2 separate regions of the Homo sapiens genome follow, and region 2 is linked to region 1. Evidence: chromatin contacts called from ENCODE Hi-C or POLR2A ChIA-PET data. All regions are on one chromosome and are shown on one strand. Each heading gives the region's core, a stretch centred on a gene start or an enhancer-like site at or near the end of the contact. The rest is flanking DNA. Distances are from core to core; before and after follow the strand shown. Region 1 holds the start of ZNF337-AS1 (ZNF337 antisense RNA 1). Region 2 overlaps ACSS1 (acyl-CoA synthetase short chain family member 1).

Evidence for each region. Hi-C counts contacts between places; a loop is a spot of excess contacts on that map. ChIA-PET counts read pairs that join two places held with the same protein, here RNA polymerase II (POLR2A). Pooled maps may share reads with other maps.
Region 2: a map of sigmoid colon shows a loop between it and region 1 (3-fold over the local background). The contact joins the enhancer-like site here to the promoter of ZNF337-AS1 in region 1. A Hi-C loop is called at or near these places in 1 of 168 maps with a recorded cell type or tissue (sigmoid colon) and 2 of 50 pooled maps. POLR2A ChIA-PET finds 5 or more read pairs at or near these places in 1 of 52 experiments (MCF 10A).

Annotation. Positions count from the first base shown.
Region 1 is chr20:25,621,575-25,626,517 of GRCh38, reverse strand. It overlaps ZNF337-AS1 (ZNF337 antisense RNA 1), which reads right to left and starts at 2,473. Exons shown (of 4, transcript NR_126465.1): 1 at 2,383-2,473. It overlaps NANP (N-acetylneuraminic acid phosphatase), which reads left to right and starts at 2,504. Exons shown (of 2, transcript NM_152667.3): 1 at 2,504-2,659. The coding sequence starts at 2,570. RefSeq lists enhancers at 2,415-2,584, 2,556-3,231 and a silencer at 2,755-2,814.
Region 2 is chr20:25,037,204-25,042,264 of GRCh38, reverse strand. The region is part of intron 2 of ACSS1 (acyl-CoA synthetase short chain family member 1); the gene reads left to right. Among named protein-coding and RNA genes, the nearest start is that of ACSS1, 18 kb to the left of the region's middle. Within about 2 kb of position 2,349, at least 24 of the 41 ENCODE cell types and tissues checked have a DNase peak (open chromatin) inside an H3K27ac peak, as active enhancers do; they include sigmoid colon, where a contact is called at or near this core.

The DNA.
Region 1 (4,943 bases), core at 1,224-3,723:
TTACTGGGACCTGATGCCTTTGCGCCTGATGTTGTTTAAGGTTTCTCCCCACTTGTTCCCAGAGTTCTATGTCTAGAATTCCTTCCTCTGGGAACCATGGGCTTTGTACTCCATTATTGACCACACTAGTTTTTAATTCCTTCAACAACTTAAATTCCTGTGGAGTGTGTTCATGAATTACCTACTATGGATTATTTGGATCAGGCCTTATGGAAACAGGAAAAGCGCAAGGTCCTAAGGGCTCTCCAGCTATGACAGCAGAGCGTAAAATTCTTTGTGTTGGGGTTTCTATTTCTACTACCGAAGGAGGCAGCACCGATGTTTCTGCAATTGGAGGAGGCGGTATAGGCCAATTTTAATCCTCCCTCTCCTGTTTTTTATTTTCAATTGGTGCTATGTGTGGGACAACAGATTCAGATTTTTATGAACAGCAACAGAATAGGGTGCTCTACACAAAGTTGGACAGGTCATGGAATGCCATTAGACGACTTGTCACAAAAGGAAATCTATCAAACAACGCATCCCCTTAAAAGGATTATACAGACTGCTATGCCTCATCTAACCTTAGATTTTTGCCTAAATCAGCAAACAACAAACTCTGCATGCAAGTCAGAAAAAAAAAAAAAAAGCTGCTCCAATCCTATAAGCTTCCTGTGCCTATAGTTTTATGCTAAATTGATTCTGACATTTCAGGCAATTAAAAGTAACTCCAATTAATTCACCATAATTTTGGCTGATTGCTAATCTAAATGTCCACAATTGATAGGCTAGCCCTATACGTCAATGAGGTAAGCACAGAAAGGAGTCATGGTTTTGAGGAATGCCTATGGGTTTATTCTCCACCATAGCAATGAGATGTCAACTGTGATTGTGCTCCATAAAATATAGAAACTGTAGGTAGTCTAACGCTGCAGAAGAAACTCCTATTAATATAAAGATAAACCAATTAATCTAACCTACTGAACATCAGTGGTCTGTTAAGGAGTTCCACCAGCGAGGTGAGAGACTGGCAATTTTTTTCTCTAAAGAGCTAAATAATGAATATTTTAGGATTTCCAGCCACGTGGTCTCGCTTACAATTACTCAACTCTGTCTGCTTCTGTATGGCAACAGCAGCCACAGACGATACAGAAATGAATGTGTGCGCTGTGTTCTAATGCAACTATGGGCACTAAAATTTCTTGATTTTCATGTGTAACAAAACACTGTTATTTTGATTTTTTAAATCCATTTACAAATGTAAAAATCACCCTTAGCCAGGCGCGGTGGCTCACGCCTGTAATCCCAGCTCTTTGGGAGGCCAAGACGGGTGGATCACGAAGTCAGGAGTTCGAGAACCAGCCTGGCCAACATGGTGAAACTCCGTCTCTACTAAAAATACAAAAATTAGCCGGGGGGTGGTGGCATGCGCCTGTAATCCCAGCTACTCAGGAGGCTGAAGCCGGAGAATTGCTTGAACCCGGGAGGCGGAGGTTGCAGTGAGCCAAGATCGTGCCACTACACGCCAGACTGGGTGACAGAGCAAGACTCCATCTCGAAAATAAAAATAAAAATAAATTAAAAAATAAAAAAAACCACTTAGCTCACTGGCTAAACAAAATCAGGTAATTGGCCTGTACCTGACAGTCAATTTCTGGTCACTAATGATGACCACATATCCAAATTACAGTAAAGGTACCCAAGAGAGACAAAGATTAGAGATTAGTGTTACGATCCCCGTTCTGCCAGCACTAGGAGACAAGAGTTGCTACAGCCCTTCCGCGGGTTTAAAAGGCGGTCGACGTCCCTCAACCTCTTGCTATGCCTGAAAACAACCGAGTAAAAGGCATCCAAAGACCTGAGAACGCAAGGTTTCAGGAAAACAATCAGGAAGGGCAAAACATGGGGCAGCCACTACACAGCCCCTCCGTCTTAGGGCACAGGTACTAAACGGGTTGTAAGAGACCCAAGTCACATCCTTCAGAAACGTGCTGGCGCGGGCCCAGGCAGACAGGGATTCCACCCCGGCGAAGGCCGCAAATGGCGCGAGGCGGGAAGGCGCAGGCTCCACCTTCCCCCGTCCCCAGATCACCTACAGTGACCTGCGCGTACAGGCAGGCTAGGACCGCGGGCGCTCAAGGCAGACATCAGGCCCGCCGACGTCTCCGCGCCGCCCGCCCGGCCACCCGGAGAGCCTGCTGCCCAGCGCCTGGCAGCGCGGACAACCTCTCTCGGGGAGGTGATGACGGTCCCTCGCGCCGGAGGGCCCAGGGAGGAAAGAGATAAGCAGAAAGACACCAGGGAAGAACACCACGCTTCGGACCAACGCCAGCCACAGCCACTGAGAAGTCGCCGCATCCGGCGGCGCCGACACACGTTTCCAGGGCTCTTGAGAGACCATACCCTGGGAGTCTCGCGGGATCTCACTTTTCTCGGCGGCGCAGGGAATGAGACAGATCGCGGGAATTCCACCCGCGCCGGGAGATGGTCTGGTGACTTCGCGGCTCCTCCCACGTCTCTCTGGGCAGTCCGCCTTGCGCATGCGCAGGCGGCGGTGGCAAGGCTACGGTTCGCGCCAGCGGCCGGCGCTATGGGGCTGAGCCGCGTGCGGGCGGTTTTCTTTGACTTGGACAACACTCTCATCGACACGGCCGGGGCGAGCAGGAGAGGCATGTTGGAGGTAACGTCCCCACCCATGGCGCTCCTCTGGGCGGGGTCAGTGCGCCCCGCCCCGTCCTGCACGCTCACCTCCCCTTGACCCCACTTCCACCCCGGCGCCGCGGGCCGCTCTTGCTGGTTGAAACCTGTGGAGCGTGCGGGTGCGGAGGTGGCTGGAGGCGCGCGGGCCCTGCGGGTCTGCTTTCCCTGGCCTGGCGGCCGCTTGTCACCCAATCTCGAGCCCTGGAGCGGCTGCTCGCAGGTGCCTTGGCGCTCGGGACGCGGAAGGGCTCCGTGACGGCTGCCACGGTGGCGGAGGTGCCCGTGGGCGCGGGAGGCGACAGCAAAGCCGCGAGACCAGGCGCTGGTCCCGCCCCCGGTCAGACTGTCGGTGTGGAGCTCGACAGAGGGTCGTGTCCCCCATGCGACTTTCGGGGTTGCTGGGAGGAGACATGGTAGAGTTAGCCCCAGTGTTGACCCAAGAAGGGACACGGCTGTCAGTACCGAGCCTGGACTTAAGCCCTGCTTTAGAGAATTGTCGCCGCAGAACTTCTTCTGGCCTCCCTGGCGGGGTGGTGGTCACCGTGGCTTTCTGACACGTGACACAGCAAAAGCCCGTGCTGCGAGGGCATGCCCTTCCTGAGGCGCTCCTCCGCGGCACTGCCCCTCTACACGCGCGGAGGCGCTTTCAGACCTTCCCGTGTTCCAGCCCCAGTCCACCCCGGCTTCCCTTTCTCTACCTTCAGCTTCAAGGGGAAAGGGAAGGATTTATCAGATGTGGAAAACTCACTTTCAAAAGCTAATTCATCCAAACCTGAGCGCCCCGTCCTCTTCATGCTTCATCAGTTAGTTTTTGTGTCCCTGGATCTTCCACTACCTCATCCGTTTTCTTTTTAGCTGCATTCCACTCCTGCCGCATATTCATGTTTGCCCTATAGTTTTAAAAAAGCTGTAAAAAGGATGCCTCCCTTTGGGCTATTCTTCCTGCTGTAGATGTTGCCTGTCTCTCTTGACAGCCATGTTTTCCCGGAGAAATCTATACCCGTTATCTCCTTGTCTCTACCTCCTATTTATTACTAAATCCATCGTAATGTCGCTTTATCTTCACCGCTAGACTGAAATAGACTTGCTGGATCACTAGGCATTCCCAAAATGCCGGAATCAGTAGACATTTTTAAAGTCTGTCTTCATGACTTTACTGAGGCATTCCACACTTTTAACTTGTTGGCCTCCACCTCAGGGGTGCCACCCTGTGCCATATTGCCTCCAGTATCTCTCGCTGCAGATGTTACATATTTACCTGTGTGTTATTAGTAAGCTGAGTCCTGTGCATTTCAATTAAATTATTGCTTTAGGCCAATTCTTGCTGTAGGCCCAGAGTTTGGGCTTTAAAATCAGACATTTGAATATGAATCACAGCTCTCCCAAAACCTAGCTGAAAGTGCCTCAAGGAATTAACCACTCGGAGCCTTATATCTTCATAAAATGTGAATTATATTAGTCCTCAATAACCCTGTAATACTTGGGAAGCCCATGGTTGCAGTGTCCACTCAGCGAACTATAGCACCTTCCACCCTCGTACGCTGTCTGTCCACCACTGCACATGCCCCGTGCATGTCTCAGTTACAGCTGAACTCATCTCTCACCTAGACTGTTGCTGTGGGCTTGTCTCCAGGTTTACCACATCCAGTGTGTCCTCCACATTCTTGCCACAGCAATATTTTTAAAACAAAGACTAAATCGTATGCCTCCCTGGTCTTTACACCCTCACTTATAGTAGTGCTGTATTTTGTTCAGATATTTCTTAATGCATCTGTCAAAGGATATTTCAATTAATTTTGCAACTCAGGTGCCTACTACTAAATAGTGAGCTTCTTGGGAGGGAACAAGCTGTCTTAATTATCCTCGTTTGACACATGGCAAATGTTGAATAAATGCTGGATGGATGGATACAAATTTTTACTTCGAGACTTGGTTCTATTACTGCCTCCTTTATAATTACAAATCATTGTAAATAATTTATGAATGGGCCGGGCGCGGTGGCTCACGCCTGTAATCCCAGTACTTTGGGAGACCGAGATGGGCAGATCACGAGGTCAGCAGATGGAGACCATCCTGGCTAACACGGTGAAACCCCGTCTCTACTAAAAATACAAAAATTAGCCGGGTGTGTTGGCGGGCGCCTGTAGTCCCAGCTACTGGGGAGGCTGAGCCAGGAGAATGGCGTGAACCCGGGAGGCGGAGCTTGCAGTGAGCCGAGATCGCGCCACTGCACTCCAGCCTGGGCGACAGAGCCAGACTCCGTC
Region 2 (5,061 bases), core at 1,100-3,599, 580 kb after region 1:
CGGCTGCTGCCACTGGAATATTTGGGGTCTTCCTACGCACGCTGCCTGTGCTCCCTTGCGTTCTCCTGGGTGCCGAGGTCCTGGCACGTCGTAGTTTAGAGAGGCCCCATCTTCAGACTGCAGCACAGTGACCCACACTGAGGGAGTTTATGTCCACAGAGACCTCTTTGTTGGGGACAGGACCTTTCTGAGAATTCTCTGGGGCGACCACAGGCAATTCTAGGCCAGCGGGTGGGTTGTGGAACCTGACTGGGCTGACACCTGGGCTCCACAACCCACTGTTAGGGCAGGAGGATCCCACCTGTACCTTCTTGGATCCCAGGCCACTCGAATGGAGTCTGGCGTCCTTCCTCCTCATGCAGGTGACCAAACCCTCAAAGTCACTCCAGTGTGCAAAGGCCTTTGGCCACCACAGCTGTTCAAAATCTGCTGTAACTAACAGGCTCTGGTCTTCACCCTGATGTATTTATTCCACCCACGGTGGCCCATCTCATGTGGATTCCCAGTAGGCCAGCCCGTTTTCAACAAGAACAGTCTTCTATCTTCACATTAGAAACCCATTAGATTTTTGGACTTCACAACTAAATTGTGGGACAGTTTTCCAGGCTAACATTTTGTATGGTTTCTGGCATGTTTTCCCAGTGTGAATGGGGCCACTTTTGTGGAAGGGCTCCCCTCCCAAAGGGGTATTCTGCCTGGTGCAGATTCCAGCATCCCTGGGGTAGTGCCTTTGAACAGGGATGAGCTGCAAGGCCACGTGCGGTGGCCTGGGGACAAGGGCTGCCATGGAGAGTCTGTGGGCGTGCTCTCAGCCCGTGGCCTTATGCCCGGGAGTACGGTGCCATCTGTGGAAGCCCAGCCGTGAGCTTATGCAGACCCTCCATGCCATCTTAAACCCAGGGTCAGAGGGAGTGTGGCCTGGAGGTCACACGGGGTGGACTGAAAAAGCTGCATGCTTTTGCTTCTCACCTTCCTTCCAAATTAACAGGTTTTTTTTTTTTTTTTTTGAGACGGAGTCTCGCTCTGTCACCCAGGCTGGAGTACAGTGGCGCAATCTCGGCTCACTGAAAGCTCCGCCTCCTGGGTTCACGCCATTCTCCTGCCTCAGCCTCCTGAGTAGCTGGGACTACAGGCACCTGCCACCACGCCCGGCTAATTTTTTGTATTTTTAATAGAGACGGGGTTTCACCGTGTTAGCCAGGATGGTCTCAATCTCCTGACTTCGTGATCCACCCGCCTTGGCCTCCCAAAGTGCTGGGATTACAGGCATGAGCCACTGCGCCCGGACAAATTAACAGGTTTTTATTAGCAATTACTTATCCTTAAATGAATAATTATTCAATAAAAGGAATGAAATCATAAATTATTAACAATTATTGTTTTATAAAGGGGAAAATTAGTTCAAGTGAACTTTAAGGGTGGCCTGGGGTGGGGCATCTGGGCAGCTTCTGGGGTGTGGCTGCAAAGATAGAGGAGGAGGCTGCCCCTGGGGCTGGGTGGTTTGGGTATTGGGGCTGCAGGCTCCCAGGCTGGGGCTAGTGTCAAACGGGCTCCGTGGAGCAGTTGTGTGTGCATATCTTCCTTGTGCAGTCAGTCCTATCAGGAGCCGAGAATCAGCGGTGGAAATATTTGCACCATGATCACTGGCAAATGTTATAAGTCAAGGCTTCTTTTGCAGAGAAACTGGCTGTTATCCAGCACAGCACTGGGGAGCAGGAGCCTCCTGTTCTTTGGAGGAGTTTGATGCTTCTCTAGGCTGCTGCCAAGAGGCAAGGAAAGTCGCTGGGCCCGAGGCAGGTATGCCAAGTGGCTGTGCTCTCTGGATTTCCACCTGTGTGGCTGTGTCTGTGAACTTCCCCTCCAGGGCTTACTCTCCTCCAGGTGTTAATCTGGAATGTTGTGTGGACTCCCAGGAAAGCCTGATAAATAGAAGGACCCCCAACCTGCGTCCAGGCTCTGGAGCGTTCTGTGTGAAGTTGGCTGCCCTGTGTTGTGCTGTGTCTGTGGCAGCCGAATGGGCTCTGGTAGAGCCATTCAGAGAGACGGAACAGAGGGCATGTGGGGTGTGCAAACTTGGAGTGGGACCTGAAAAATCTCCTGTGGTTTTTTTTTTAACCACAGGGGAAAGTGAATGTTTACAGAATGTTAAAACCTACACCCCTTTCCAAATTCCACAAGGGAAAGGACTCACTTCTGTGGCTTTCTCCCAGGAGGTAAACAAGTCTGTCCAGCCAGGGGCGAATGTTCTGCCAGGGCACCAGCTGTTCTCGGGGCTGGCTTCCAGGACTCCAGTCCCCCAGTGTGCTCTTGTCCTGGGCTGCCAGCCTGCAGGAGCTTCCAGAGTTCTTCAGGCATTGACACCTGGTTCCCGCAGTCATGTGAGCTGGGCTTTGTGTCTGGAAGGGAAAGAACTTCCTTTCCAGAGACAAGACTTGGGCCAAAGGCCAAGTGCTGAGGTCGAAGGGAAAACCAGGCGTTAACAGGAATGAGGACAGAGCTTCTCTGGAGTCTGGCCTGGTACTTTAGTCCTACAAGGCTTTCTTAGAAGCTGACTGCATCCTGGGCTCTGGTTAGAGGAGAAAAGAAAAACTAAGGATGTGGGATTTGACCTGCCTGTGCCTGGGGAGGCATGCCCTGGGCAGGTGGCCCTGAATGAGGAGCCAAACACTGAATGATGAAGGAAAACGCCATTCCACACCCACCCTCGGCCCTGTCCTCCATTCTGGGGACAAGAAGAAAGGCTCAATTGAACCCCCATGCGTGTGGGGACTTTGGGCACTTCTCTTGCTAACTTTCCCTTTTGAATGAGAATCAGCCTCAGGTTCATTCTTAGAATAAATTTATATTAAAAAAGTGAACTAACTCAAGAAAAATGTTACATGAATAATTATAGCATTGGCAGATGGCAAATCTTTTGAAGTTTGGGAGCCTTTGCAATAGGAGTGGTTCTGATACTGAGGAGCTGGCTGACAGCAAGGCCCCTGGAGCTGGGCCTGGGTTTGAATCCTGCCCTGACTCCTTCAGCTGAATAGCCTTGAGAAAGTGGCCCAACTTCTCTATGCCTCAATTTCCTCATCAGGAAAGTGAAGAAGGGAAGGGGAGCTCAGAACCTATGGGCTGTTGTGAGGGTTAAGTGGGTTCTCCATGGGAACCTGCTCTGTGGGAGCAGCCCTGGGTACAGGATACTTGCTTGATAGCTGTTCTGTCCTTGTTCCATGGGATGGGGCTGTGAACTGAGGGTGGGGTGAGGACAAGTGGGAGGAGGGGCAGGGGAGGGAATACCCCCTGGATGCAGAGGAGGTAGGAGGCCATGGGCCTGGAGAGGAGGTTTCCTGTGCTGGCAGTGGCAGGCAATCATGGCTGGAGAAGCTTGGGTAGCCAGCAGGGGGGCAGTGACAGGACGACATGGCAGATGGTGGTAGGCTGTGCAGAGCATGTGGGGTGGAACTGCCTTCCCTCTGGCCTTTTGGAAGCACAGGCCTCGGGCTGAGTGCCTGGAACCCCCAGACTGGCAGCAACCCCAACTGTAGGAGGCTCTGCATCCTTCTCAGATCTACTCCCGCCCTCAGCACCTGCCTTGGGGGCATGGAGCAGGCAGGCTGTGCAGGTGAGGGCTTCCTGCAAGGCATTCACACAGCTGAGGTGCATGTGCCCTGAGCCGGCGACACGGAGACTGCAGCTTCCATAAGGCAAACCAGCATTTTGCACCTGCCCTCCTGAGAAGGAGGTGCCTGAGGTGCCCACCTTTCTTAAAGGTCCATCAGTGTTCAATAATTCTCTTTTTCCCATGTCTTGTATTTTCTGCAGTCATTATGGCCACTGTTTACAGGTCACCTTCAAAGGTGCCTGCAACTTCATATTTGGTCTCCACGACCACCTTGGTAGTGGGTCCTATTATTAGGCCATTTCACAGATGAGACAGTTCAGGCCCCAGTGGTGTGGGGGGCTGTGTTGGGAACCCTGCTCTCTGATCAGTCATTGTTTGGCCTCCCGTGAGACTCCTGAGTGATAAACTTGCAGGTTCAGCGCTTTCCACAGAGTCTAGCAAAACCTCAGGGAAGAGACTTTCACTTTCCATAAGGAATTTAGAACACACATAGCTTTAGTGATCTTGTTACTGGCTGAGCTGGCATCACTACTAGCAACTCAGCTCATGTCTCCTGGGGGCCCTCGCTGTGCCTGGGCCCGCCTTGGCCCAGGGGACCATTCATGTTCAAGTGCGGCTGCCACTTTATGTTTTCACGGCAGCTTCTCTTTGCTAAATGTCATGGTCATGACATCAAATAATGACGTGAGAAATTTCATACTTGGTTTATGAGCCCTGCTAGCTGACTTCCTGGTCTTCTGTTCTCTCAGCAGAGTGAGCAAATCTTACCACCATTGAATGACAGTCAGTGGCTACAGTAATGTCAGGGCCAGAGGAGGCTGCCAGGAGGGAAGGAGTCTGTTCCCCAGGCCTGGGTCCATGAGATGCGAGCTGGCCATCCATGCTTTGCGTGGCCTTCCACGCTCCTCCTGCGTGAGAAGGGGTCAGCCTCGCCAGGCTTCCCTTCCCTAAGGCTGATCCTTTCTTCTCTTACTACGAATATGTTCCTGACACAGCATGCTGAAGAAAATATCAAATTCTAGAGACAGCATAGGAATGTCCTTTCAAGTTTTGGATCTAGACCATGGAGTTGGCCTTCCCCAGCCCCCATCAGCACCGGTGCTTGGAGAGAAGTGACTGAGCCTGAGGAAATGCTTTGTGTCTGTCAGAGGCCTTCACATATCAAGACAATTACCTGGGTTTACTTCCCTTATTGGCAGAAGAAAATGAAACGTTTCTGTAGGCTGGTTTCTCAGAGGGGGTCCTTCCCATTTGCTTCTCAGAGCAGCAGCACATCTTCATGCCAGCGTGATGCAAGGTGACAGCAGCCTAGCCCCTCAGGGGAAGGAGGACACAGGGTGTCTGCAGGGTGGGTGTCGCTCTTGGTGGAGGTCCTTCCCACTTCATGCTCACCTGCTGCGCCCATTTGCTCAACAAATATTTATTGAGTACCTTATATGAGCTAGGTGGATGCC